Regions from separate parts of the Mus musculus genome. Here regions 1, 2, 3, 4, 5 and 6 are each linked to region 7. Evidence: chromatin loops called from intact Hi-C (ENCODE). Cell type or tissue: heart. All regions are shown on one strand.

Region 1 (4,000 bases), 300 kb before region 7:
TCAGCGGCTTCACGATCTGATAGACTTGCTTCATGGTGTCCATTGACTGCATCCCGCTGGAGATCACCATAGGACGACCTGGAGAACCCGGCACCTTCTTCACAGGGGCTCAGACTCTTCCCCCACCCACATCTAAGACACCGCACCAAGACTGAGGAGGAGATACACTGTCCTCGGCACCATGCTTCAGCGAAGGGAAGCACACCAAGGACCTCAACCCTGAGGGGAAGAGAGGCATCTCTGCTAATCAAGAGGCTGCCCAGGACAGACGAGCTTCATCTCTTCCTACAAATCTCAAGTCTGAAACACTCGAAATTCTGGATCATTCCTAGCCCCAAGCCTTGTGGACTAGAGATACGCAGCCTGCAGTATGGTGATTCGCCAGTGCAAGAGCACAACTGAGAGAGGCCAAGAGCTACCAGCCCTGTTGCTGGCCTGCACAGAGCCCCGTCCTTACAGCTTCTGATACCTTGCCCATGAGATAAGTACAGAATATCCCAGTAATACGACCTGCTTCCATCCCAGGTTTGAAATGAGGGAAGGGAAATTCACACGGGGGAATCCATTTAGTGTCGTGTGGAGACGTTAGGGAAGAGATTCCTGCACTGGCCAGGGATGTGGCTCCATGGTGGTACTCATACAGGTGCCCGGGGCATTGGGTTCAGTCCCTAGCACTGTCCCAAAACGAAAGGGTAGAAGCAGGTTTCTAAGATGGGTCTCCAAAGCTGGGTGTGGTGGTGCACATCTTTAATCTCAGCACCCGAGAGGCAGAGACAGGCAGATCTCTAGGAGTTTGAGGCCAACCTGGGCTACACAGCAAGTTCCATGCCAGTCAGACTACATAGAGAGACCCTGTCTCAAAACAAAACAAAACAAAAACAAAAACCCAAAAACCCAAAAACAACAGAAACAGTGGAGTACCCATAAGCGCTATTACCGTGAGCAGCCACTAGGGGGCAGAAACACAAAGCTTGGGGTCTGGTTTTAGGAAAGACGCTTACCTTTCTTGGCTGTCTTTTCCAGGTAGGGAAAATTGTTAGTGTCCCCAGATCCAACTTTGAAAAAGGGAACATTCAGTTCGTGCAGAAACTCAACTGCCATCTACAAAAAATCAGAGGGAATACCTTTCACTATTGGTCAGAACTCTGTCCTTGTGGTATAGGACAGAGGAAGCTGGCGCAGACCAGAGAATGCATCATTCTATGTCTGCACACCCATCTGTCCAGGGAACACTCAGGGCTTGTTCCGGCCATCAGTTGCTACAAGAATCTGTGAAGGAAACACTACCTCTGGCCAGACTGTTCTTTCCCCCAAAGACTTGTAAACAAAAGCAAAAGGGCTGTGACCTACGCATGACCCAGAGCCAGGCAGAAAGAGTGACCAGCCCTCAAAGGTCAACAACCAGAAAGAAGACACTGACTCCTACCAGGAGAGGCAAATGGAGCAATCTGTGTCCTGGTTTGACCTGCTCATCAGCAGCTGGCCTGTTCAGACCTTGAACTGTGGGGCCTGCAAGAAAGCCAACCAGCCGCCATTCAGACTCAATGAACCCTATAATGTAGGATGCAACCAGAAGACTCAGGAGGCTGGGAGCTGTCAGCAAATGGTTCCAGGACAATCTTGGGGGGAGATGGACAAGTACTTCTCTGGCCTGTGTGAGGCCCTGGGTTTGATCCCTAGCACCACACACACACACACACACACACACACACACACACGCACACACACACCACCCAAAAGTAAAATCTCATATTCTGTTATCCTGTTAAATTGCAAGAACTAATAAGGGTGGATTCTCTTATGAGTTCAAAACCAGCCTGGTCTTACACAGCAAGTTTCGGGTCAGCAAGGATGACATAATAAGAACTTGTCTCAAAAAAGAAAACAAGAGCTAGAGAATGGCTCGGGGGTTAAGGACACTGGCTGCTCTTCCAGAGGACCCAGGTTTGATTCCCATCATGCACGTGGAGGCTCACAACCACCTGTAACTCCAGTTCTAGGAGACCCGATTCCTTCCCTCTTCTGGCCTTCCAGGGTATCAGGCATTCAAATGGTACACAGACATATTTGTAGGCAAAACATCCATACCCATAAATAAAAATAAATTATGTTTTTTAAAAAACTTGAAAAATGAAAAAAGACATTTTTAAACTAGCCCACGGCCACAGACCTCCATTCACCTTCCTGGCAGGTTTAGAACCTCTAGCAGACAAAGTGTGGGCTCAGGAGACAGACTAAGCAAGCGCAGGTAAGGACGCCTAGTGCAGAAAAAAAAATCTCAAAGATTTACCTACAGGGACTATGAAATATGAAATGGAATTCTATCATCTTCTAGTTATTATTTTTTTAAACTGCTAGGAGGAAGGAGTGCACCTCATTTTGCAATCCCCCTGGGGAACTATCGACATCTAGTGGCCATTTTGAGAACTGCCCCTTTGGTTCATCACCCTGGCAAGGAGCAAACCTGCCACCTTTAGGTTAGGACCAGCTGGCTTCCTCTAACCTGCCCTACTGCTGTGAGACCCCTCCCCTGGCACAAGCCATACAGCCCTATCACCTCCTCTTTTCAGTTTGCCTTAAAGTAATTCAATCAATTAATAGCTCCCCAGACGGTGACTGGGTTCAGTGACAGAACAGGACACTCCCAGTAGACTAGTGCTGAGGGAACTTTGACCAGCTCACTGCTCCTTAGGACATAAACCTCTCTGGTCTTAAAGCCAGGTCTATCAACCTGATTTGACTGAGGATTGCTTTTCTTCGCTTTCTGAGACAGGCTCTTATTCTATGTTGGCCTGAAACTTGCTATGTAGCCTACACTGGCCTCCAATTCTTGATTCTCCTGCCTCAGTCTCAGTCACAGGCATGTACCATTGTGCCAGGCTGACTGACTCAGAACTGTTTAAACTTTATTAAGAGGAGACAGTAGGCATGCCTTTGAACCAGCACTCCAAAGGCAGAGGCAGGTAGATGGAGTGTGAGGCCAGCCTGATCACAGGGAGTTCCAGAACACCCAGTGCTGCAGAGAGACCCTGCCTCAAAAATAAATACATAAATAAAATAAGAACAGGCAGTGTGCGCTCACAGAACCTTTCTTCTGTGTGTATACTGAGAGAAGCTGTAGTCCAAAAAGGAGTTACTGAAAGAGGAAGGTTAGGGCTTCTCTTTCTTCAAACAACACCACCATACGTAGGCCAGGCTAGCCTCAAATTGCCTTTCGAATAGCCCTGCTTTGAGTGCTGGGGTTACAGGCATGGTCAGCCACACTGGGAAACTGGGGCTTTTCTAAAGCCCTTTCGGCTGGGGAATCACACCGGAGAGGAAAGAGAAGCCCGTGGTGACGATAGGGTGTGGGTGCAGGGGTGAGTGACCACTGGGGAACTGCACCAAAAATTCCTGGAAAAAAAAAAAAGGTATGTCTGGGGACTCCAGAGATGGCTCAGCAGTTAAGAGCACTGACCGCTCTTCCAGAGGTTCTGAGTTCAAGTCCCAGCAACCACATGGTGGCTCACAATCATCTATAACGGGATCCAATGACCTCTTCTGGTGTGTCTGAAGACAGAGACAGTGTACTCACGTAAAATAAATAAATAAATCCTTTAAAGAAAAAAGGTATAGAGTCTGGCTGTGAACAAAAACGAGGAGGAGGAAGAGGAGGAAGAAGAGGAAGAAAACAACTTCTGGAAGACCTATCTGCAGTACTGTGGGGAGACTGGAATTTTGTAGGTTCAGGAACCAATGACCTTTATCTTGGCCTAGTTTTAGCCTTCCGGTACAGCCATGCCTTGCCCTCTTTGTATCTGAACAGCTCATGGCAATAAATAAAAACCTCTTAGACGCTGTTAACTTAGTGGGGCACACTAGCTTCTGCCAATCTATGAGCTAAATGCCGACAGACACCCTGGGCCTACAGAACAGCTCCCCCACCTCGCTGTACCTACTTCTCTGCTGTACTTTCCAAATGTATTTTAAAGGTACCTCGATTCATGGCTTCCTTTGTTCT
Region 2 (4,000 bases), 260 kb before region 7:
CTGAAATTTAGGTATGGAGTCAATTTACATGTACAAACACATCCCAAAGGCAATAGAAAATTAAGTGAATGAGCTTGATCCTGATATTAATCCAAAGAATTATTTAAGCTCTCTAAATTCAGTTTCTTCTCTAAATAGGACAGCCATTCTTTATTCTCTGGGCTACAAGTCTACAATGAACAAATATTATTAAATCTCCCTGGAATAGCAGATTGCAATGCATATATTTTTAACTTGGAAATGGGCTGCTTTACACAGAAAGAATGAAACTAGTAAAACTGAGGGAGAGTGAGCATGTCGAGATGTACAGAAGAAAAAAAGATCTGCAGAACAAAGGTTCAATGGGCTGGAGAGATGGCTCAGTGGATAAGTGCACTGACTGCTCTTCCAAAGGTCTTGAGTTCAATTCCCAGCAACCACATGGGGCTCACAACCATCTGTAATGAGATCTGATGCCCTCTTCTGGGGTGTCTGAAAGCAGCTATGGTGTATTCATATACACAAAATAATTCTTAAAGAAAAAGAAACAGGTTCAACATCTACACCAAGTGGAGGCTCAAACACAAAGATGCATACATAAGGAACCCAGCAACATTAAAACCGCTTCAACATTTTCAATTGTTGAAGGGGACAAGGAGACAACTTCAATTCTACCAGGACATCGTCACTGAAAGAAACCACAATCTGTCTTCCTCCCGCATCAACAGATCAGGGGTTTGTATAATCAAGGTCAAGGCTAGTCTCACACTTGCTACCTGTGGTGGATGACCAGGCATGTGGCAATGGGATTTATGGGACCCAGGACTTCCATGGATTCTGAGCAAGCATCTTGCTAACTGAATCAAACCCACAGCCCCAACTGAGCATTCTTGCAGTGAGGCGAAGGCCTGTATTTTCATATTCTAGCCCAGCAGGTAGCTGTCTACCACACGTCGTGCCTGTGCCTGCGCCTCACACTGCTGAGCTTGCTCCCCTTCCAACAGTCCCCAATGTACAAACAATCTACTCCTTGACTTTCCTCTAAGCACTTAAGTAAGGCAAGGAATAAAGCCCTCTCGGTTCAGTTTGCTGAGGGTCATTCATATACCACGCTTAAACCCAAAAGGCACTTAAAACTTGGTCTCTTTAATTTACCTACAAGTAAGACTGAGGAAGGTGTTTCTACCCAAAATAGTGATGTAGGTAAGTCTAAGATCACCAACCACGAGACCCTTTGTGCCTCAAACTGCCCTACTTACAGCTCTGAAATGTAACACCCAAGACAGACTGTTATGTTACAGTACAGATTAGCCTGGCTAGTCTAATAGAAAAAATTAGCAGACAGGCTTAAAGCTAAGATAACCATAAAATTCTCCATGCATGATACATCAGTTTCAGTCAGGAGAGCAGAGGCCCAGGAGTACACTGGAGAGACTTTACAAGCCACTCTATGAAGCCAATCATTTCTCCCACTGGAAATATGACAATGAGATGACAACAACCCACTCTAAATCCCCACCACTCACCAACGGCTCCAAGGTGCTGATATCTTTCAGGTTATTGCCACTTAGGTTCAGATGTGTGAGGCTTGGAAGTTCTTCTGCTAGTCTGTCCAGACCTCCGAAGATTCTATTTTCACTGAGCTCAAGCTAAAGGAAACACAGACAGAGAATCACTTACTACTGAATTAAGGTAAAAAGCAAATTCTTCCAACAAAACCAAACAGTAGCAGCAAAGTTCTACAAGAGCTGGTGAAGTGACTCCTCAGGTAAAGACACTTGCTGCCAAGACTGATCAAGTTCAACCCTGGCGCCCACTTGTGGAAACCCGAGACTCTCCTCGTCATTCTCTTGATTTCTACACATGCAGCCTGGATAGACCCGCCTCTCCCAGAAGCCCTGTTTCTATCAGGTTATAAACATTATTTTATTTGATTAAATCCAAATTATGAAGTTTATACATCCCAGAAACATTTGGGATGAGTTAGGCAGGTATGCCAAAAGATGGTAATTTGTTTTGTTTTTTTAAAAATTTGTTATGTGTGCTATATATGTACACACCATGTGCATGCAGTGGCTGCGAAGGCCAGAAGAGGGCATCGGATTCCCTGTGCAAGGCCCCAGAGTCTGTAAATGTGGCTCTCCAGAAACTGCTGCTTCTGTAAGCTGGCGCTGGCTTTCACAGTAAGCTATTAGGTTTCCCAGCTGCAGGTAAGTCACACATGCAATGGTATGCTCACAAGATTACCAGGCCTTAGAGTACAAGAAGGTGGAGACTATGTAAGCCAAGCTCCTCCTTTTGCAGCTCAACACTCAGGCCATGGGACTCGGCTGTCTACATCAGGTGTTGTTCTTCCAGAAGACAGAGTTCAGTTCCTAGCACCCATGTTGGGTCACTCACAATCCAGGGGATACAATGTCCCCTTCTGGCTTCCTAGCCCCCACCCCCAGTACATGTATATTAATTAAACAAAACAACCCTTAGACCATACAAGTGTTCCAATTTGTTAGAGCTTCAGCGCCTGTCAATTTCCAGAGCCCGTTTATCTCACTTGTTCTTACAACAAACTGATCTGGTAGGATCGTCCTCCCATTTTACAGGCTGACAGGTCTATGAACAAAGCCTTGTAGAGAGTCTGTGTTGACTGCACACTTAAAAAGCCCTGGCTCTCCTCACTATACAACATATATGCCTGGTGTGCTACAGGTGGGAACTTCACATGGCTGGCATGGTGACAGAGGCTTGGGACAACCAACCCAAGAGGCCAAGGTAGCTTGCCATTCTATGCAAATGAGACCTTGTCTCAAAGTTTAAAAGGGTACAAAGAGCTAGGAATATGGCTCAGTGGTAGAGTGCTTATCTAGACTCTTCTGACTTGTAAGTTCAGTCCCCAACACACTAGTCAAAACACCTCAGAAAGCAAAGAAAACACCAAATAGGGCAACTAAACAAACAACACTGCTTCACGAATAAAGTCTTTAGCATGCTATAAAATACTCTGCTACAGAAGCAATGGCCACGATTTTAGAATGCTAGCCTAGGAGGGCAGATGAGAGATGGTTCTATAAATAAAGACACGCCACAAGCCTGGCAACCAGTCTCCAGGAGAATGGAATCCCAAGTTGTTCTCTGACAGCCATAAATGCTGTGGTTTTACCCCACCCACCAAGTAAATCTTAAAAAGAAAGCAAACAAAAAGTCCTGCTTGTCTATGATTAATAAAGATCCAAGAACCGAATCTCGTGATTTTTAGAAACCATAATAGCAGAAACCACCTTTCTGTGTTTAGACCATGTAGCTAGAATATCACATCTCTCTATAGGAAAAGACAGCAAGGCAATACACCAAAGCATTTACTAACAGAGAACTTTAAAACCATTTGTATAATCAAAATTTTTAGTTATTTGTTTCTTATGAAGAGCTTGTACTCTGAGGTAGTAAGAACATACAGTCCTTACCTGCTGTGAGAACATTCAATCTGCTTTTAATTATGATCACCTTCTCATTAGCCCTATGAGTGGTCAGTGTTTAAATTGTTCAGAAAAAGCCCAGTATAGTGGTGCAAACTTGCAACCTCAGGATTTGGGAGGCTGAATGAAGCAGGGACCACGTGCCAGTTTACACTAGTCACACAGTGAGACCTTGTCTCAAAGAATCCAACATTTGAGAAAAATTCAATACAGCCATTGTGGTGCTTAATCTCACTGTGAACTTGATGTATCTGGAATTAGCTAGGGATACACTGCTGTGTGTTTCCAAAGGGAGGGAAGAGCACTCTGAACATATGCGGCTCAATCCCATGGACTAGAGGCCAGGCTGAACCAAAACAGAAGAGTCTATGTATGACATTACTAGCGTTCATGTCTCTTCTAACTGCACACACTGCAGTCGCTCCATCTACCATGCCAGGTGTGCCACTGCCTCCATCAAACCTCCCCACTGGGAGAGATGACAACTGTGCCCAAATGAACTGTTGATTTATCAGAACGGTAAGAAAAAACACCAACTTATGAGTCAAATG
Region 3 (4,000 bases), 170 kb before region 7:
ATTTGGTGTCTAACTTCCATCTCCATGCAGGATTTGGCTGCTGAGCTTGTGCAGGTCCAGTGCGTGCTGTCAAAGCACTGTGAGTTCACATGTGCAGTTGCTCTGCTGTGTCCAGAAGACGCTTGTATAGTGGTCCGTCATCTCCGGCTTCCACTTCTCACATTCCTTCTTAGTAATGATCCATGCACCTTGGGAGGGTTAGGTGTGGTTCAGGTGTTCCACTTAGGGCTGAGCATTCTGAAATCTCTTACTCTTTGCATATAGAATAGAAGGTTGAGAGCAGCAAGATCTGTGGGCGCAAACATAAGTAGGTATTATTTTTCCACTTAGACTGTACTCCCTCCCTCTCCCTCTCCCAACGGAAGAGAAGAACAATCATCAGTGGAAGAGGAGGTGCAGCAGAGAGCCGGACCCAGCAGGAGAGCAGCACCTAGAGCCGCTTCAATGCTCCTGACGCCCCAGTCCTCTAGCCTGGCCACAAGTGCCCTTACCCACTGGGCCATCTCACTGCCCCCTCTCCCCCAAGGCCTGGTCTTTTCCTGACTGAAGCTAAGACTGCTCTTCACATCGTCAGGGGAAGAATATAATTGAAAACTACCCAACCAAGAAAACAAAACCCAAGAAAGTGCACATGGCACAGATGGGCTCACAAAGCTGCAAATACTTGTTGAAGTCCTTTTCAGAAAGAAAGACTGCTGGCTATTGATCCTGAACAGTGATTCTCTGAAGTGGTGCTTCGAGATCTAGAAATGTTTCTTGTGAATGGAGTTTTTTTTCTTTTTAAAGATTTATTTATTTATTGTATGTATGTATGTAAGTACACTGTAGCTGTCTTCACACACTCTAGAAGAGAGCGCCAGATCTCATTTACAGATGGTTGTGAACCACCATGTGGTTGCTGGGATTTGAACTCAGGACCTTCGGAAGAGCAGTCAGTGCTCTTAACCGCTGAGCCATCTCTCCAGCTCCGTGAATGGAGTTTTTATGTTATCGCATACTTCTAAGATACTCATTGTGGTTTGAAAGGGATTATATGTAATTGTTAGAAAATTTGTAGAGTAAAAGGTAAATCATATTTTTATATTTTCCATCACATACCATGACTAAAAGGCAAGTTGGGGAGAGAGGGTTTATTTGGCTTATACTTTGATATTGGTGTTCATTATTGAAGGGAGTAAGAACAAGAACTCAGATGGGCAGGAGCTTGGAGGCAGGAGCTGATGCAGACACCATGGAGGGGTGCTGCTTACTGGCTTGCTCCTCATGGCTTGCCCAGCCTGCTTTATAGAACCCAGGACCACCAGCCTAGTAGTGGGACGGCACCACTCACCAATCACTGATGAAAGGAAACTCCCTATAACCAGAATTTTTTTTTTTCCTCTTTTGGTTTTTCGAGACAGGGTTTCACAGTGTAGCCCTGGCTGTCCTGGAACTCATTCTGTAGACCAGGCTGGCCTTGAACTCAGAGATCCGCCTGCCTTTGCCTCCCAAGTGCTGGGATTGAAGGTGTGTACCACCACTGCCTGGCTAGCCAGATCTTATGCAGGCATTTTTCCCCAACTGAGGCTCCTTCTTCTCCTCTGACTCTAGCTTGTGTTAAATTGGCACACAAAACTAGCCACTTCACCATCCATTTGTACAAAATGAAGTAATACAAATCCTTGCATATACATGTGTAGAAAGTTCTGGAAGGATGGACACACATATGGGTGAAATTCTTTTCTTGGTGCTATGGGTATAATAGTGTCCCCTGCCTGCTAGGCAAGTGCCATACCCCTGAACCATATCCCTAGCCCAATGGCATCTCTACAGAGGGGACTCCAGAACTCACTGAGAAAGGCACCGTTTGCTATATTTTCTTCAGTCCACTGTGAGTTTTTTTCTGACTAGGAGCGCACATTATTTTTATACGTGGAACTTAAGGAAAATGTCCTCTCTTCAGCTTGGAGTGGGTCAGACGTGTTGGTGAGTGTAACCTTATAAGTTAGATTTCTGTGTTTACATTCATCACTGTGTATCTTTATGCCCATGCCCTCTGAAACACGGTGCTTATGATAAAGGACATTGCATTTCCTGCCGTGTCACCTGTGAATAACGAAGCCAAAACCAACCCACGCTATACTTGAGCTGTGGACCTTACCATGCTTGAACAGGTAACGGGAGTTGAAGCCTTGCCCCTGGGGTGGACTGCTGTTTCCTGCTCTCCTAGAGCGTCGGGCATAGCCTTGTGCCTCCGGGAAATAGAAGGCATCCCGGTGCTGCCAGCCGAGGTCTGAGCCACCAACACTCCTTGGTCCAGAAATGGCTAAAGCGTTTCATCTCATCCAGAATAAGGTCTCTGCTTATAGGAGCTGCTCACTCGTCGCCACCTACTGGCCAGCTGTGTACTTGCATTTGTAGAGCACTCGCCTATCACGTGACAGCGGAGGTTGCTTTCCAGGTGTTCCCAGGGCAGGCTCTGGCTCACCGGCTGGATAGGAGCCCTGACCTCGGTCGGTTGAGTCGTCAGAAACAAAAGCCAACTTTGGAACCCAAGACTGGCTGTGTCCACTGAGTGAAAGGCAATGCTGAGGGTGTGTGTGCTTGTGTGCGCGAGCTCGCGCGCGCTTGAGATGAGGGGCACGAGGAAGTCCATAACAGCATGTTGGCAGGGCAGAGCCTGTGTGTGGTTTATAGTAGAACTATCCACAGACTTGGTGATGGGAGGAGTATGTATCTGAAGGACTCGTAGAGCCAAGGCAGATACAATCCAGGAACACTAGGGACACCAGATTATTTTCTTTCTGGGCTTTCTCTTCCCGCCCTTCTCCTAAGTCCCTGTTATTATTATTTTAAAGATTTACTTGATTGTGTGTGATGAGTGTTTTGCCTGAGTGTTGTAAATGTCCGTGTATGTAATGCTCTTGGAGGCCAGAAGGGGGCGTCAGATCCTCTGGGACTGGAACTACACAGTTGTGAATCACCATGCAGGCCCTGAGAACTGAACCTAGGTCTTCTGCAAGAGTAGGAGACTCTCCTAGCAGCTGAGCCTTCCTACCTTCCTGTTCTTGCCAAGATCCATGCGCACGTACATTGAAAGATTAAGAATACCTGAAGCTTAAGTATGAGTGTAGCCACATCTCAGGATGCAGTAAAAGCCAGGCATCGTCCTGTAAGTGCCTGTAACCCCCCCGCACCGAGGGGCAGAGACGGGGATTTCAGACTTGCTGGTTGATTGTCTTGAAAAACAAAAGCTCAGGGTCCAGAGAGAGACCCTGCCTCAGAGGAACAGGGTTATTAGAAGCCCTGCTCAAGTTCCTATGCACATACATCACAAATAAAATTTTAAAATGTTAAAAAAAAAAAACCAAACACGTTTTTAAGTAGTGAGGGGAAGCAAGGAAAAAAAAATCAGTGACATTAAATTAGGAAAGTTGTGCACAAAATGAGGCAGGAGGAGCTTGTGCGTCGGGGCTGGTGCTCTCAGAGCAGATTAGCCTGCTTGGTAGTGACAGAGCAAGTCTCCATGGACATCAATCCAGTCGCTAAATATGTAGGGGAAGTCCCCTTACACCATCTTTCTGAACTGGCCTAGCTAATGAAATGAAATAAAACAACCAGGAAGGAGGAGTCGGGATGTTGATAGGTTGAGTTCTCGCTGCTGTTTGCTTGTTTTTAAGACAGGGTCTCACTATGTAGTTCCAGCTGGCCTCAAATGTACTGTGAGAGCAGTGGTCTTGAACTCACAGAGATCACCGTCCTTTGCCTCCCAAGGGCTGGAATCAAAGGCAACACCAACCAGGCAAGATGTTTATAGTTTTAAACCACTAAGTTTTGGGGTTGTTCAGTATTTACAAAAAAAAAGAAAGAAAAAGCGAGGCTGTGCATCTAGTTTCCACACTCCAGGACACAGTGGAAGGCAGGAGTTTTACAGAAGTGATTAATGTGATTTTAAAAGTCCTTATGTAGTGGGTGAGGGTGGGCTTCTGTGAAGAAGGCCGTGCCAGAGCAATACAATGAA
Region 4 (4,000 bases), 250 kb before region 7:
ACTTCGTACTGCTTGAAAGACCCTGTCTCAAACAAATAAAAAACAAAAACCTGCAGCAATTTTCCCTTCAACTCCTCCAGTTTGGGGTTCAAAGTTTTTTCTAAATAAGCATCTACCAATGGCCTGGCTCCCTCTAAGTAGCTTGCCCTCCACATCCTCATACTCTTGGTGGCTATCTCAAAAGGACACTTACTCAAGGACCCTCTAATCTGCCAAGGTACAAAAAGGAGGTAGCGTGCCCTCCCAAGTCCGAGGACCAGGAGGGCAGGGGACACTCGTTTCCGCAGGTTTGTCGGGCCCTGCCATACTGTAAGCTGAAAACGCAATAAATCAGTGGTTCAAGAGAACAAGGGGGCCCAGTGCTTTCTCCATCAACCACTTGTTGCTTGTGGGCGCTTTAAAAGTGTAGTCCCTAATTCACGTCTAATTCCATGGCTCTGGCCAGACGTAGTCAAGAGGATTTAAGGTGAAAATGAGTACTCTACCTAAATTTAGTTACTTCCTACTCTATTGATTTTTGTGGCTGACTAGAGTGAAAAGCTCAAGGCATGAACTCATCGTTTCAAGTTCAAGGAAGAAGATGGTCTAACAACTCAATTTCCCAGCACGTGGTGGGCACAAAATGTCTGACGGAGGGATGGAAGGGACACGTGCCGGTGAAATGTTCAGGGCCCCGGGAACAGGGACACCACCCAATCAGTCCTCAGGGACCGCCCCACACTTCTGCGGGGCCGACCTCAAGGCCTGTGGCAGGCCTTTCCAAACACAAAGCCTCGGGCACGCCACCGCCACAAGTTCCCAACTTGTTAGCCATAGTCACCTGAGGGCGCCAGCCCAGGCCGCCTGTCCCGCTCGACCTCGTGGGCCCAGGGTCGAGCCCACGCGCGCCGCAGCGCACGAGAGCGGCGTCGGGCCCGCGGCCTGCGCACAGCCGGCCGCAGAGGCCGCCGCGTGGAGCACGTGCGGGGCCCAGGCCGCCCCAGCCCCGCGTCGGCCACCGTTGCCCTTTTAAGAAGGGGGAGGGCGCCCGCGAGGGGACGAGGCGGCGGTGGCCGAGCGCCGCGCTTCCAGTGCGCGCGGAGACGAGCCCCGCGGGGCGGGGGCAGCCCGGGGACCGACAGGCAGCGCGAGGGCGGCCGGCTCACCCGGCGGAGGAAGACGGCGCCCGCCAACATGGCGCTGTGGCGCGCCCCGGCTGGCGCGCGGAGCCGCCGGCCGCCCACACCGAGGGGCCGGCCTCCCTCTCGGGCAAGGCCCCGGGCGGCGGCGCGGGGGAGGGCGAAGCCACCGCGGCGGTGACGGTGCCGGGCCGGCTGGCCCGGGGAGCCCGCGTGGGCAAGGCCGAGGGCGAAGGCGAGCCGGGCAAAGGAGGGGCAAAGTTGGATTTTTTTAGGCTTGAAAAAATGGCGGGAAGCGCATCCTTTTTTCAAACTTGGCCTCGGGAGGGGCGGCGGTTGCGCCACCTCCGCCGCCAGGCCCGCCCCTCCCCCGTTCCGCGCCAGGCCGCGCCCGAGGGGGGCTCCGCGCCCCCCTCAGGGACCCGAACACCCTCCTCGGCGGCGAGGCCCTGTCGGCCGCGGGGCGCATGGAACCCGGCCCGGCCCCGCGGCGGGCCTGGCGGCGGCGCGGCGCCTCGGCAGGCCCGGCCTCCGCCCGGCCGCGCATCCCGGGAGGCTGCAAACATGGCTCCCAGCGTTACACAACCCCCGCGCCCGCCCTCGCCGCCGGCCACACGCGCGAGCGCTCCCTCCGGGAGAGGACCGGGCGGGCGAGCGGCTCAAAGTTTGCTTCTCCACCCGCCGTCCTCCCCGTGGCCGCGGGGGCCCGCGGGCGCCAAAGAGTTAAAGCCCGCGCGCTCGCTCCCCCCTCCGCGCCTTCCGCCCGCCTTCCCTGTCCCCGTCCGAGCTGCGAGCAGCGCCTTCCCCGCGCCGCGGCCGGAGCCCGGTGGCCCGCAGGTGGCCACCATTACTTGCAAGTCATCGGGGGGCGCGGGCGCCCGAGGGGTTCTGCTTACGGCTGCCGGGGTCCGGTTCCTCAGCTCCAGGTGGATCCTCCTCTTCATATCCATGTTCCCCTCGTCCCCCCTCTCCAAACTTAACTTTCCGCGGCGGGGGCGGAGGGGGGAGAGGCGACCCGGCCTGCGCGGCGAGGGCCGTCGGAGGGAGGCGGCTGGAGGAGGCGGCGGCGTGGTCCCCGGGCGGCGTGCGGGCGTGCGGGCGAGCGGAGCCCCCGGAGCCAAGTTACTCGCGGGAGCGGAGAGAAACCATGGAGGGAAAAGGGGGCTGGAGCGCGGCTCTGGCCTCACTACCGCCGCCCCCGGCCAAGGCCCCGCACTGCGCTTAAACCGGCGACGCGACGCGGCGGCTGCTCGGCTCCACTCGGCCCTGCGCGGCGCCGCTCGGCTCGGGAGCCCGGGCTGCAGCGCGGACTTGGGAGGCGCACGGAGGGCGGGGCGGGACCCGCCTTAAGCTCAGCCCGGACTGCGGCGCCGCCTCCCGGGTCGCGCGCGCCTCCTGGCCCTCGGGTCGCACGTGGGCTGGCTGATGTAAGACCTTCCGGTGCCGGGACCCCCGCCCCCACCCCCACCGGCACCCGCGCTCTCCTGGAGGTCGACGGGCAGGCTCAGCCTCGCGCCTTCTTCCGGGCTCTCCCGGACCCAATTTCGCCTGAGCCTTCGGGCGCCCTCAGAGGCTGTGGCTTTGGGGTTCACCCTGTTCCTCCCAGTTTTGAGGCCCATAGCCCGACCTCGCTGCCTTTAGGTCCAGTGATGTTAGAAGTGCCATCGAGGACCCTGGTGAGGCTGTGCTCGCTTCCCCGCCGTGTTGTACTAAAACATCAGCAGGGGCAGGCAGCTCCAGCCTCTTGCCCAAGCCACGCCGCATCTGAGCATCCCCAGTTCAGGAAACTTTCCCCTTGGCACGTGTTTGTTTTTAAAAATAAAAAATTTAATATACTTTAGAACTTTATCAGTACTTAAACTACAAACTAGCCAAGGAGACAGAAAACAACTATACATAAACACTGTTTTTAAACATGTGAGCCACTAGTGAAGGAAACCATTAGTAATTTTAATGACGCCTCAGTCCCCACCTTCTGACTTTTATCTCTTGGGGCACCCGTGGAAGATGTATACATTCTTGGTCACCATTAAGTTGAGTCCTGGGTTGGCAGCCTTTGTCAAAGTCTAATTTTAAGGGTCCCTGGATTTAAAGCACACGGCGTTGTGTTAAATGAGGAGCCTACCTCTGATATTAACCAGAGGCACTAAAGATTACTGTTTACTGGAGAAAAACATCATCTAGGTATTACCCTAAGATTTTAGTGCAAGAAGCCTCTTCCTATCATCCCATTTTGCCTTAGAGGCCCAAACTTTTAAATGATTATATATCAGATTCAGAAATAATAATTCAAGAGAAAAGAAGATGTGTAGGTTATGGGGGAAAGGTGAATAGTTATAGGTGTAGATTCACTCATAATTCCGTGGTAGTCTGGAAGGCTAAGACAGGAGAATGTGGGGAAAGGAAGGGAGTGCTGTGCTCCTTGTCACAAAAGATCTCCAACTATTACCTGATAGGCTTCACTGAGCTATGCAAAAAGCTTTTCAAAAAAAAAAAAAAAAAATCTACTGAAGCGCTTCCATAATCAATCACCGAGCATTGGCTTTTAAGAGCTTGCGCTGTTATGTCCCATTTAACTTTCAGGCAACCCCTATGAAGTTGGTGATATCTTAATTGAAAAAAAATGAGGAATTAAGGTTTAATCATCACCAGTAGCCCAACAAAGTTAAGCTTTATAGGTCTGGTTCAAATCTGCCATATTTTTGCTCCACCCTGGTCTAGAGTGAGTCACCGTTGGGGACTCTTACTTTGGTACACTGGATGGAAAACAGTTGAGGGCCCTATGAGAACAGGTAGCCCACAGGTGGTGTCATGTGCTGTTGGTGGCAGGTATGGTCTGCGAGAGAGGAGTAGTCTGGTAACTCCCAAGGATGGTGGGATTG
Region 5 (4,000 bases), 140 kb before region 7:
CTGTGAACCTGCTGCCTAAAACAAACAAGATACGGAATGAAATTTAAAAACATTTTTAAAATAAAAAAGATCGCTTTGTTAACCATCCAATCTATTATTACTTTTTCCTTCCCCTTTGTTGGAGGAGGGTGCGGAAGCAGGAGTGTGCAGGAAACAGGACAAACAGCTCCAGTTAAGGAAGGTCTCCTTATCAGAAAATCCGATTTTTCACTGAGCGGTCACTGCTGAAGAATGACCAACACATCCCTCTCTCTCTCTCTGTCTCAAAAAAAAAATTCAATAATTAGGGCACAATCTCTACTTGGAGTCAGTCCTGGGACTTTGGAGTAAATACCAATTTACCAATGATCTGATCCCATTCCTGGATGGCCTTTGGACATTAGTGGCTACTGGGAAGCCCTGGGTGGCTCACCAATGCTGCCAAATATGGAAGGTAGGCACCTAAGTTAATGGGAGGGGGTTTAAAAATAAGAGGGTAGAATCACACAGTTCTGTATGGCAGACTAAAAATTCAGGTGTTGGGGCTGGATCACACCGAAGAATTCTCAGTTATGATTGAGACCCAGGCTTGTGATTCTCCGAGACAGAGAAAACTAGCCCAGCTGAACCGAACTATTTCTTTTTAAAAGCAAACAATTTTGCAAACTTGTTCTCATTTGAATTATAAAGACACTGTCCGAGCCTTTTATTGGGTACGATAGTCAAAAGTACAAGACGCGAGCATGTAAAAAGCCCGAGTTTGGCGTGGCATAGCACACGGTGAAGCCTTACGACTCCACCACAGTTCGGGATCCTAGATTCTGGCGTACATAGCTCTGCAACTCTCCACCCTTTACAGCCTAGGGCCCTCCCTAGTAGAACTGCAGAAAGTCATGCTCTTTGGAGTTTCGCGTCATCGAGGGTCCTTTGTGTCAGGCCAAACGCGGCCGTGGCCTCCCTACGTCCGCCCACGTCCAAATCGGGGCTGTGAACAGTGCAAGACACCGAGCCTCCACGGCCCTCAGGGGGCCTCGCACGTGAGTCTCAGTACAATACACGTTTTAGTCCTGTCCGCCGGTCTCGGGGGATTTACATCTTTCAGAACGTCCTGGAGTTAGTGAGGTTTCGTGCCTACCCGGGCTCACATGGCAGACACGAACCGATCCACCGCGCCGGGGTAGGCGGTGGCGTGGCGGGAGTGGTAGGCACCGCCACCACCGGCTCCGAGTTGCCCACCGGGATTGTAGCAGGGTCCCAGCGCCGCTCCGAACTGGCCCGGCGACGTGCGCCCGTAGAAGTCCACCGTGGCCTCCACGCCGCCGCTGCCGCCTCCCGCGGGGGGCGAGGCCGGTCCGGCCAGGCGGCCCGCAGCAGCGGCGAAGAGCGCACTGCTCGCTCCTTGCGGGTACGCGCCGTCGGGGCCCGCGTAGGCGGCGGCATAGGCGGCGGGGTTGACCGGCCGCGCTCCGGTGCACACCGCCGGCTGGAAGCTCCCGGTGCCCGCCGCGCCCGCCGCAGCCGCGAAGGCGCACGAGCCGCCGGCCGCTGACGGCGCGGGGCCCAGATCGGGGCTGAGCGGCCGCTCGGGAACCAAGCCGAAGACCCGGCAGGGCCCCGGCGACGCGGCGGGGTAGTAGACCGGCGGAGGCGCGGCGAGTGGCGGCGCGTAGCCCGCATAGACGGCGCCCGGGTAAGCCGGCCTTGCGGCAGGCACGGCGCCCGGGAAGATGGCGGCAGCGGCAGCGGCGGCGGCAGCGGCTGCATCGTGCATGTAGGCCGGGTAGGTGGACAGGTCCGAGCGCTTGAAGCGCTTGCGGCGGCGCAGGAAGCTGCCGCTTTCGAACATGTCCTCGGCGTTGGGGTCGAGCGCCCAGTAATTGCCCTTGCCCGGGCGGCCCGCCTCGCGCGGGATCTTGAGGAAGCAGTCGTTGAGGGTGAGGTTGTGGCGGATGCTGTTCTGCCACTTCTTGGGGTTGTCGCGGTAGAACGGGAAGCGCTCGGTGATGAACTTGTAGATGCCGCCCAGAGTCAGGCGGCGCTCGGGCGCGTGCGCGATGGCCATAGCGATGAGCGCGATGTAGCTGTAGGGCGGCTTCCCCCGCTGCAGGGGGCGCTTGCGTCGCCGTCCTCCCGCGCCGCGACCCGCAGCCTCCGCCGGGACCCCCGCGCCCGCCGCCGCCGCCTCACCGCGCTCTTCCTTCACGGCCGCCAGCGTCTCGGGCTGCGGCGGGGGAGGCGGCGCGCTCTCGGCCGTCATGGCGCCGCGGTCCCTCCCCCCCGTACCCCCCGTCGTCTTCAGCTGTAGACGACCGCTCTGGCCGCAATCCCGATCCCACGGGAGCCGACGCCGGGGCTTTGCAGCGGGCACCGAGAGCGCTGAGGGCAGGGAACTTCGGGGTCTGGAGCGCTGAGTCCACCGACGGCTCCTGTGGGGCACCGGCCAGAGGATCCTTGGCGCTCTGGTGCCAGGCGATCAAGGGGTCCGGACGTGGCTCGAAGGCCGGGGTGGCGGCAGCTGTTTGGGAGTCCCTGCGGGTCTGAGGATGACCGTCGAGGCGGTGCGCGTAGAGGAGGCTGCAGGCTGGGGTCTCGTGCCAGGGCCTTCAGTGGGGGCACCGTACACCCCTGCAGGGGCCGCCCATGCCGCACCCCTACGGTGGAAGGTACAACCCAAGCGGAGGGCAGAGAGGCGAGACGGGCGAGCGGGCCGGGCCAGGTGGCGAGCAAGTGCTCCGTTCTGCGGCTCTGAACTCCAGCACGGAGTCCGGCCGGCGAGGCGCTCTCCTGCACACACCTGGGCCAGCTCCTCCCTCCGCTGGCTTCTCCTCCTTAAAGGCGCCAGCAAACGCGGGGCGTAGCCGCTTCCCTGCCCGCCCCCCCCCACTCCCCCCTTCCCCACCCCCGCGACGGGCACACCTCCCCAGGTAGCGGCTGGAGTCCCAAAACGTCAGAGCGGGGAGGGCGCCTGGAGATTCGGGGGCTGGCCCCCTCTGCGCGCCAAGCGGGAGACTGAGACTCCAGGAGCTCGGCCCAGCGCTCCTGAATCGGTCTTTGCGGAAAAGTTGTGTCTCACGTGGAAAGAGGGCTCATGGCATTTTCTTGTTCAGAGAGGGTAAGAACTGGACTAAAGTGGGGCGCGTTTAATTCTTGGGATGCCTTCCAAATCCAGGTTTAGGCTACCTGGCCCAATCTCTGGTGCAATTCATTTTCAGACAAGGATTCCCAGGTCTACAGCAACTTTGCTGCCCTCCGGTGCCTGCAGCCTGCGTCTGTTTTAGAGTAAGCTTTTCAGTTCGTGGTGAGGTAGTGCCACAGGGAGTCGCTTTACCAGGTTCCTGGTCTGTCCCGAAGTTTTGTATCTCAAGAGGTGTTTAGGGAAAGCCTCCTCGCCGCATCAGGGTCCTTAGGTGGCTTGGGACCCTTTTCTATATGCAGGAGAATGCCTGGTTAGCGAAGACTTGGCTCCTGCTGTCTGCAGTCGCCGCCTCTCAACCCCTCCACTACCACGGGGCCAGAGAGGGCCAGCCGCCTCTAGAGGTCTGAGTGAAGACTTGGGAGAGGATGCTGCAGTCAGTGCACAACTCTACTGGTGTATGCGTGTGTGTGCGTGCGTGCGTGCGCGCGCGCGCGCGCGCGCGTGTGTGTGTGTGTGTGTGTGTGTGTGTGTGTGTGTGTAGACTGTTCCAAAATGTCCGATTTCTGCCTTCCTCTGGCAGGATTCGGTGCTAGAGAGGGACTCCCAGCGGCGCAGCCCCACCTGCCTGGTTCGCTTTCTGGCCACTTTTGGAACTGGTTACGTTAGATTCCCAACTCAGGAATCTAAGATTTGGTTCTTAAGATCCTCACGGTGAAGCCAGTACCTTTCCTGAGCATGGGAATTGTGTAAGGAGCCGGACTGGAAAGAGACACACTGTGGAGGGTTCAGGTCTAACGTGGGTGGCCCAGCCTTCTGGTTTTATTGCGTTCTTCTTCAGTGAGCACTGGGTGGCTGCCTTTGAAAGAAAGAGGCAGAGAGCACAGA
Region 6 (4,000 bases), 100 kb before region 7:
GGAACTAGAAGATCTCCAAGGCATTGACGAATACTATCAGTTTAGAAAGCCCCTGGCTACGTTCTTCAATGAATGAACATTCTTACAGCATCCATTTCTACCAAAGCAGCAGCCGCCTTTTCTTCCTGCTGTGTACTTGAACTGGGAACAGAAGGCATTTTACCTTGGCATGTAGACTCCTCCCCTCTCAAACTGGCAAGGCACGCCAAAAACCCCAATTTACCCTAGCCAGTTGCCTCAGGCTTGTGATTACAGATGGCCAGTCAACGGACTTTTCTTTTTTTCATTTATAAATCTCATAATTAGATAAATGCAGAAGAGACAGGTAGGCAAAATGAGTAAGATTAAAATATCTTATAATCCCACTATTCACAGAGGATCTCTATTAAGATTTTGGCAGATAGCCTTTCAGATACTGTCTAGAGTTCTATTTTCTAGATGCATTGAAGTCAGTTTTAGCTTTATTTTTGAGATGGGGGGGGGGTCTTACTCTATAGTTCAATCTGGCCTGGAAGTTTTGGCAAGTTTCCTGCCCCTGCCTCTCAAGTGCTAGTTTTACATGCATTCACCACTGCACCTCACTCTTTATATGAATTTTAATTAAAACTTAATCCATATAACTCTATCAAAAATATTCATCATAAGAGCCCAAACATTCTTATTTTGCAAGCAAATAGGAACGATGCCTAGGTAGTTAGGGATTGGAGAAGTCAGGGAAAATCTATGTACAAGAAGTGTCTGGGTTGAGATTTATAGACAAGTGGATCCTTGCACACGGGACTGGCAAGGTGGCCTGGTGGGTAAAGGGGCTTCCTGTGCAGGCCTAGTGACCCGAGTCTGATCCCAAAATCTATCTAAAGGAGGAAGGACAGAAGTGACTCTACCAAGTTGTTCTCTGAAGTTCACACATGCTGCCTGGTACATGCATGCATGCATGCATGCATACATACATACATACTACATAAGTACATGTAACACACACACACCAGTAAGTGCCACGTGGCTACAGTGAAGGGCAGGCAACTAACAGGACAGTAGGAAATAGCTATAAAAAGACGCCATAGCCGGGTGACTTACGAACAACAGAAACGTGTTCCTCACAAGTTTGAGGCTTTGAATTCAGCACCGAGAGATCCTAGTTAGAATGGATGATCTTTCTCGGTTAATACTTTGTGACTTCTCCTTGTCCCCCCCCCCCCCCCCCCCGAGGTAGAAGAAGTAACAAGCTCCCTTGGGCCTCTTTTATAAGAACAAGTCTTTTTATAGTCAGCTTCCAAAGGCCTCACTTCCCAGTGCTTCAAAGGCAAACCTGGGGCAACATAAACATTGGTGTTATAGTAGAATGGTAAGAGGTGTGTTCTAGAAAGTACACGCTGGCCTTCAGCATAGAGTGAACCAGAGGAACAGAGAGTGAGACGTTAGGAGGTTGCTGTCATCTTCCACTCGACTGTTATCAGGGTTAGGATCACCAATGGTGGAACTGGGAGTCGGAAGGAACATTTAAGGACAGGCCTTGGGGAGAAGAAGAAATACTTAAGGATAATTCCATCCTGAATGACCAAGATATACAAAACGCAGAGTGGCTGTATGGCTTTGGAAGTGGAACATGACAGTGTTCAACTTGGGACATCATGTAAATACTACGCACCCCATAGAGGACAGGTGTGGGCTACAACTGGCTGCTGGGATCTGAAGTCTTTGGAGACGCTGTCCCTTCTCTAAAGAAAACAGGGATGCCTGAGAGCCTCAAGACACGGAACTCTCAAGAGCCAGAAAGGAAGCCAGGGCACCTGTAGTCATGGAAGCCACAGGGAAACACATTCCTAAAAGGGAAGTGGATGGGTATGAGGTCGGTGTGTCCCTCCACTTTCTCAGGTCTCATCATTTAATCTGAAGCGAGGATGCCTACAACTGGGGAGGGCAGGCAAATTTCCCAAGTCATCCAAAACGCATCAGTGGCAGAAGGAACTTGAATCTCGTCTTTTTTTTTTTTTTTAAAGGTTCATTTACATTTTAAAATTTTTGTTTCTCCGTGCGCGCTCCTCACAGCATATGCGTGGAGGTCAGAGGACAAACTGGGAATCGTTCTCTCTTTACACTAGGTGGAGCCTGGGGATTGACCTGGGTCCTCGGGTTGGCGGCAGGTGCCTTTGGATCCAGTCTTGACTGGCGGTGGGGACCATGCACGCAGAATATCCGCGAGCAGCGGCGGGCGTCCGCGCCGTTTCTCCGGCTCGCCGGGCGGCGGAAGGTCCCCGGGAGGACGGAGGCGGACAGCCCGCGGGGCCCGGAGCGGAGCGTGAGAGCCGCCGCCCCGGGTCCCGCTCGCGCGGCCTTGCACAACGCGCCCGGATAAACGCCGCGTCTCGGGGCAATTACCGCCCTGCCCCGCCGCCGGGGCTGGCTGGGCCGGGGGCCAGAGGTCGAGGGACTCGCAACCACCCAGGGAGCGCGGGCCGACCAAGCCGGCGGCCACCAGCGAGCCCCGCGATTTCACAACGCGCGGCCGGGGGCGGTGGCGGCGGCGGCGGCGGCGGAACGGCGCGCTGACGTCACGGACAGGCCACGCCCCTCCGGAGGGAGCGGTCTTCGTGCTGGGAAATTGTGTCCCTTCGCTATGTCCTCGTCCTTGTCTCCCTGTCTTGCTTTTTTTTTTTTTTTTTTTTTTTTCCTTTCTGGCATCTCTTTCCCAATCCCCTCTCCTTCCTTTCATTTCCCCCTTCCCTTCCATTCTCTTTCCTTCCTGTTTCCTGCCCTTCCTTTCCGCCCACTTTTCTTTTCTCCTTCTCTTCTTTCCTTCCCTTTCTAATATTCTACAATTTTAAAATTTTGTCTACTATAAAACAGTCCATAAAATTTGCTATCTCAACTAAATTTTAAGTACAGTAGAGGATTCGTTGTATTCACATTTTTGAGCAGCCGATCTCTAGAATTTTCCCACCTTGCAAAACAAACTTCACCCACTGCATACAGCATACACCCAGAGCTGCAGCGGTTTTGGACCACCATCCTGTCATCTGCAGTGCCCGTTCATCTTTCCCCGCTTTGTGCCGTTCTTTCTTTCCCCTCAGCCCGCCCTTTTCTTCTCCTCCCCCTTAATCTTTCTTTGGCTTTTTCAAGAGCCCAGTGGCCCCACTGCCCTGTTGGCAGCCCTTTGCAACCCCTGCTAAGCCTGGCCAAGAGGCCTGTCAGCAAGGCTGTTAGAGGGCTGTGAGTCATCATTCCTCCCCCGTGTGTCAGGGCCAGTGGGCGGCCCCTGGAAGCCTCACCTGGCTTTTTGTGGCAGACAAACATGTCCTGCAGGAAACCCCTGCCAGCAGGAGTTAATTAGGGAGACTAACTCCAGCAGAGTCAGAGGGTCGGGATGGGAGCCCCTCTCTTCTCTGGGCCATCCCCAAGCCCCGGGCTCCCCTTCTAGACATGGCAAGACAGCTATGATATGATGATGGTGATGACATCCTGGCTCAAAACCCCTGCAAGTGTGCGAAGCATTCCCACAGACATGAGCTCATTCTTGTTCTCATAACCACCCTGGCAGGTGGTAGGCCCTCCTATTCCCATTTTACAGGTAAGGAAGCTGAGCCTCGCAGAGGCGGAGGGATTTGCCTGTGGCCACGAAGCTGCTATGCAGCCCAGGTGGCAGGGTGGGAACCTAGATTAGGATCACCAAAGCAGGGGGAAATGTGGCTAGGTCCAAGTGCAAAATGGTTTTCTGTTGTTCTCTCTCCGAGTTCCCATCGCACCGGTGTAGACAGAGCCCTTGCCTCTTGGCAGGACTTGGTGGGTAAACCAGGTGAGGAGAGGCCCGATGCAGTGAGCACACAGGCTGATTCCAGGCAGGAGAAAGATGGTTTAATCAAATAATGTTGCCATCCAGATGTCTCAGGTTACCTGGGGTCTTGGCTTTGGTACAGGGACTGTTTGGGGAGGTGAGGGGTCTTCTTGGCTTACTTGAAAGCTGCAGCCCTTCCTTCTTTTAGGGGATAGACACTCTGGCTGT
Region 7 (4,000 bases):
ACATGGAGAATTTTTATTTTATTTTATTTTATTTGGTACCTCATGCGGTCTTAACTGTGTATCTATGCTCTCAACTTGATGCATAAATAAATAGATTAGATTACAAAACAATTTATTTTGTGAAAACAGAAGGGCAGTGGTGTTAATATAAAATGATAGCTGTGTAAACCTCCAGGCAATGAGAATATGGCTGAGTTTCCCTTGCCTTTTGTAAACCATCTGCATTTTTGCTGTCTTCTATTGTGATTTTTCTTTCCAGGGTTTGAGTCCCAGGGTATTTAAAAACAACAACAACAACAACAACAACACAACTCCTATATGGCTGAACTTCTTTTTGAATAAGAAAAGTCATAGTTTGTTTGTAAATCAGTTTTAAAAATCAGTAATATTGAGGTGAAATTTGCCACAGTGTAAAATGAGGGAATGCAAAGCTAACAGTCGAAAGTCGTCTTACAAGGGCATATACAGACTGGTGGTCACTCAAGCAGGACATAGAACAGTTCTGTTTCCCGGGAAGTCCCCCCACATCCCTTTGCAGCCAGCCTTCCCTGTTTCTCAGGCAACAGCAGGTCACCTGAACTTTGGTATTCTAGTTTAATTTCAACAGCTTTAGAAATTTCCAGAAATGGGAATTAAGCTGTATGTATTCATCAATTGAGAGCATATATATAGTTAAGACCTTATTAAATATGAAAGACTTCATTCACCCAAAACGATGTTGTAGAGATTTATGTTTCAGTACCAATAATTCATCATATTTAATATATAATGTGCGTCTGTGTCTGTGTTGTGAGTGGGGATTAAGGTCTCAACTCTCTGCTTTCTGCTCAGCAGATTGAAAGCACCCCAGCCCTGAGCAGCCTCTGGAGCCAGGCGGGTTCTCTGGCAGCTCATAGACCCGCATTTCCCCCTCCACGGGCGGCAGCTCCCGTCTCAGGTGAGAGCCACCCTGCTCGCTGCCATTGTTCTGCGAGTGACAGCCTCCCGGGCAAAAGCAGAGCCGTCAACCTGAGGGCTGTCAACTGCACACAAGAATTCCTTTCTTTGTCAGGCTGGGTGGTCTCTGTGGCTGCAGCGGCAACCTGCACAAAAGGTTTGGAAAAGCATCGTGCTACTGCAGGAAAACACGCCGCCACCCAGGTCTCTGAGAGCACTCCTTTGTGAGATTGGGATGAACCGATGCGCCTTTCCCTGGACCCGGACCAAATCACCACGCAGCCTGGGGCCAGGGCGTGCAGAAGTCAGCTAGATCCCGCTCCTCCCGGACCTCCGCACCTGGATGCTGTCCCGCACTGATTTCTACCAGAACGTTGGTGACAGACAGCTAGAAGGTTCCTGTAGAGGTACCCTGGCCTCACCATCTTGGCCTCCAAGAAAGGAAGATTTCAGACAGATTGTCATTACCAAGGTCAAACAGCCCCCAAATTCCATCCAGAACAAGTGCCCAAGTACAGAGCTTTCCTCGTTGACGATGCGATTTGTATCACTCCTAATCTGCTTGTGTTAGATGATGGCTCCCAAGTGCAGTGCAAAGTGTAATTTAATTTATAACTTCCCAGCCAACTAGGAGTGAGGTCACTAGGTGGGGTTTGGTTTGGTTTAGTTTGGTGCCCCCTACTGGCTATTGCTGACAACAGCCATTGCCGATAACTGCCAGGACCTTGAACACACTTGTGGGTAATTTCATCCGCATTTTATAGGTAAAGAAATTGAGGCTTATGGAGAAGACATAACCTGTCTAACTCACTGAGATTGGTTAAGACTCAGAGTTTAATGGGATTCCATGCCCCCGCCTCCTAGTAAGTAGCCCTTTCCTTTTAAGGCTCTATAAATACTTCAACTATCATGAGGCATATCTGGGAGTCTGCTGCTGCAAGGGTGATATGTTCAGGCCACAGATCAGCCAAGTCCATGCTCATGGATCAACCGCTGAGCAGTGCAGGTCAGGGCTGGTGAGCAGGGCTAAGAGGACCATGGTGGAGATGCTGGGGAAGAAGTACAAGATAGCACATGTTTCCTATCTTTGGTGTCAACCATTAGAGAATGAAGGTTTCACATTAGAACCCTGGGTTTTTTAGCTCCTCTTTAACAAAGTGCAGGCCCTGGCCTCTTTGGGCCTGCTCCAGCCTGTCACCGAAGCCTGCCTCCCTCTTTATTGTCCTCTTAGACTGAGGGTGACTGGCAGGTACCATTTCACCTTGAACATATGCTAGATTTCTTTTTATGAAACGAGAACAATAGCCAGGCATGGTGGCACACACCTGTAATCCTAGCTACTTGGGAGGGTGGGGCAGGAGGACAGCAAGTTCAAAGCCAGTCTAAGCAACTTAGCGAGATCTTGTCTCAAAGGAAAACGTTCTGAAAGAGGGTGGGGGTAGGGATGGAGCTCGGTGGAGATGCGCCAACCAGCACACTCCAAGCCGCAAACACACAGCATCAACAAAGCCAAGTTCACTTTTGAAAATCAGGTATTTATCAAAGAGAGAGCCCAAGAGACAGGAGTCGTGTGATTTGAGAGAAATAGGACATTTCATCAAAAACTAAGTTCGGAAGGCTGGGGAGGTGGTCTAGCAGTGTGCAAACTGGCAACCTGAGTTTGATCCCTAGAACTTATGGTGGAAAATCAAGTCCCCAAAATTGTCCTCTGGCTCCCACACGTGTGTGCACAAACATAATAATAATAAAAATAATAAAATAGGAAACAAATAAAGCTGAAAGAACTGCAGTGTCATACAGCAATCCCACTGGGAATTTAGAGTAGAAGTCTAGTATTCTGACCATGAATAAGTATGTGGATCCCATGCATGTTAACTGATTTAGTCATTGCACAATGTACAGGATCTTGCTATGTCACCCAGGCCAACCCGGAATGCATGGTAATCCTCCTACTTCAGCCTCCCAAGTGCTGGGATTACAGTGGTTAGTCATCGCGCCGAGCTAGAAATATTTTTAAATTAAAAATGTGAAGGGAGGGGCAGGGGATGTGGCTGTTCGTAGAGTGCTTGTCACAAACGCCCGAAGCCCTACGTTTGAGTCTTAGCACCACATAAAACAGACATGGTGGCGCATGACTTGGGAGGTTGATGTAGGAGGAGCTAAAGCTCGAGGCTATCCTTGGCTAGATGTTAAATCTGAAGCCAGCCTAGGATACATAAAAAGGAAAACAAAACAAAACAAAATAAAACAAAACAGAATACAAGTTTGTGAGGAAGCGAAGAATTTCTAAATGATTGAAAGATAAATGCCCAACCTCCCTAAGCTGTCTGCTATGGTTTGAATCTGAAATGTCTCAGATAGATGGATGCATTCAACACTTCATCCCCAGAGGGAGGGAACTTGACAAAACAGGGCCCAGCTGAAGGAAGCTTGTCACCAGGGATGTGCCTTTAAAAGTACATCTGGTTGGAGCGAGCGGCTCCACTCCACTGTGCCATTCCCACCATGACGGGCTGCAACCTTCCACACTGGGAGCCAAAGAAGTAATTCCAAGCCCCTCACCCCTTACTGTCCATACCAGGTATTTTGTCATGGTGGCGGAAAGTCTAACACAGGCTCCTGCCAGCTTGAGCCGAGCTCCCTGCATAGGAGTCTGGTGGAGCTTTGATGCCTTCTTGTCCGTGTGGATCAGACCCTCACCCTATCGACACTTCTGTCTCTAACATCTGAGAATCGTGGTGGCTGGAGGCAACTCTGAATGTGATCACGGCTGGGAGTCTGGGAGCTCACACTGCCTGTGGCCACAAAGGTCAAGCAGAGACAAGAACTCTATCAGGATGTTATGGCTTATCCAGAGAACAGATAAAATAAAGCAGAGAACAGATAATTCCTGAAGGTAGCAGATTTACATCTTAAACTTTATTGCATTTACTAATTTATTTGTGCATGCGTGTACCACGGCACATGTGACTTTCTGCTACCACATGGGTCACAAGGATTAAATTCAAATTGTCAAGCTTGGCAACAGGCACCTTTCCCTGCTGAGCCATCTCCTTGGTCCCCG

The links. Hi-C counts contacts between places; a loop is a spot of excess contacts. Peaks named below come from ENCODE experiments on the same cell type or tissue, not always from the same donor. Only the 100,000 strongest peaks of a DNase experiment are listed, where the experiment ranks them.
Region 1: it touches region 7 in a loop (4-fold over the local background); 5 of 42 quality-filtered maps call a loop at or near these places.
Region 2: it touches region 7 in a loop (9-fold over the local background); 13 of 42 quality-filtered maps call a loop at or near these places.
Region 3: a loop joins it to region 7, with 7 times the contacts of the local background. A loop is called at or near these places in 26 of 42 quality-filtered maps.
Region 4: a loop joins it to region 7, with 2.8 times the contacts of the local background. A loop is called at or near these places in 14 of 42 quality-filtered maps.
Region 5: a loop joins it to region 7, with 2.5 times the contacts of the local background. A loop is called at or near these places in 10 of 42 quality-filtered maps.
Region 6: it touches region 7 in a loop (4-fold over the local background); 18 of 42 quality-filtered maps call a loop at or near these places.

What each region holds. Positions count from the first base shown.
Region 1 is chr4:46,496,144-46,500,143 of GRCm38, reverse strand. It overlaps Nans (N-acetylneuraminic acid synthase (sialic acid synthase)), which reads right to left. Exons shown (of 6, transcript NM_053179.3): 3 at 1,002-1,101; 4 at 1-78. Among named protein-coding and RNA genes, the nearest start is that of Gm22247, 3.0 kb to the right of the region's middle. In heart, CTCF peaks have their summits at 948 (motif pointing right) and 2,409 (motif pointing left); a DNase peak (open chromatin) is centred at 2,443.
Region 2 is chr4:46,461,435-46,465,434 of GRCm38, reverse strand. Anp32b (acidic (leucine-rich) nuclear phosphoprotein 32 family, member B) reads right to left here. Exons shown (of 7, transcript NM_130889.3): 3 at 1,506-1,628. Among named protein-coding and RNA genes, the nearest start is that of Anp32b, 13 kb to the right of the region's middle. In heart, a CTCF peak has its summit at 2,058 (motif pointing right); no DNase peak of the experiment used is centred here.
Region 3 is chr4:46,373,579-46,377,578 of GRCm38, reverse strand. It overlaps a transcript of Trmo not described here. Among named protein-coding and RNA genes, the nearest start is that of Trmo, 14 kb to the left of the region's middle. In heart, CTCF peaks have their summits at 2,373 (motif pointing left) and 2,921 (motif pointing right); a DNase peak (open chromatin) is centred at 2,398; H3K4me3 peaks cover 715 bases; H3K27ac peaks cover 428 bases.
Region 4 is chr4:46,449,364-46,453,363 of GRCm38, reverse strand. Anp32b (acidic (leucine-rich) nuclear phosphoprotein 32 family, member B) reads right to left here and starts at 2,438. Exons shown (of 7, transcript NM_130889.3): 1 at 2,015-2,438. The coding sequence starts at 2,068. In heart, a CTCF peak has its summit at 2,325; DNase peaks (open chromatin) are centred at 713, 1,063, 1,393 and 2,293; H3K4me3 peaks cover 3,219 bases; H3K27ac peaks cover 3,593 bases.
Region 5 is chr4:46,342,430-46,346,429 of GRCm38, reverse strand. It overlaps Foxe1 (forkhead box E1), which reads right to left and starts at 2,786. Exons shown (of 1, transcript NM_183298.2): 1 at 656-2,786. The coding sequence starts at 2,236. The coding sequence ends at 1,121. Gm12446 (predicted gene 12446) reads left to right here and starts at 2,949. Exons shown (of 6, transcript NR_165272.1): 1 at 2,949-3,091. In heart, a CTCF peak has its summit at 2,060; no DNase peak of the experiment used is centred here; H3K4me3 peaks cover 2,905 bases; H3K27ac peaks cover 1,147 bases; H3K27me3 peaks cover 3,934 bases.
Region 6 is chr4:46,303,437-46,307,436 of GRCm38, reverse strand. Gm12447 reads right to left here and starts at 3,294. Exons shown (of 4, transcript XM_030253986.1): 1 at 3,270-3,294; 2 at 2,122-2,571. The coding sequence starts at 3,294. All of the region lies in intron 4 of Gm12446 (predicted gene 12446), which reads left to right. In heart, a CTCF peak has its summit at 2,096; DNase peaks (open chromatin) are centred at 2,446 and 3,206; H3K4me3 peaks cover 1,733 bases; H3K27ac peaks cover 1,486 bases; H3K27me3 peaks cover 832 bases.
Region 7 is chr4:46,199,965-46,203,964 of GRCm38, reverse strand. It overlaps Gm31617 (a long non-coding RNA gene), which reads right to left and starts at 1,537. Exons shown (of 3, transcript XR_390536.3): 1 at 1,405-1,537. In heart, a CTCF peak has its summit at 1,628 (motif pointing left); a DNase peak (open chromatin) is centred at 1,614; H3K4me3 peaks cover 741 bases; H3K27me3 peaks cover 3,075 bases.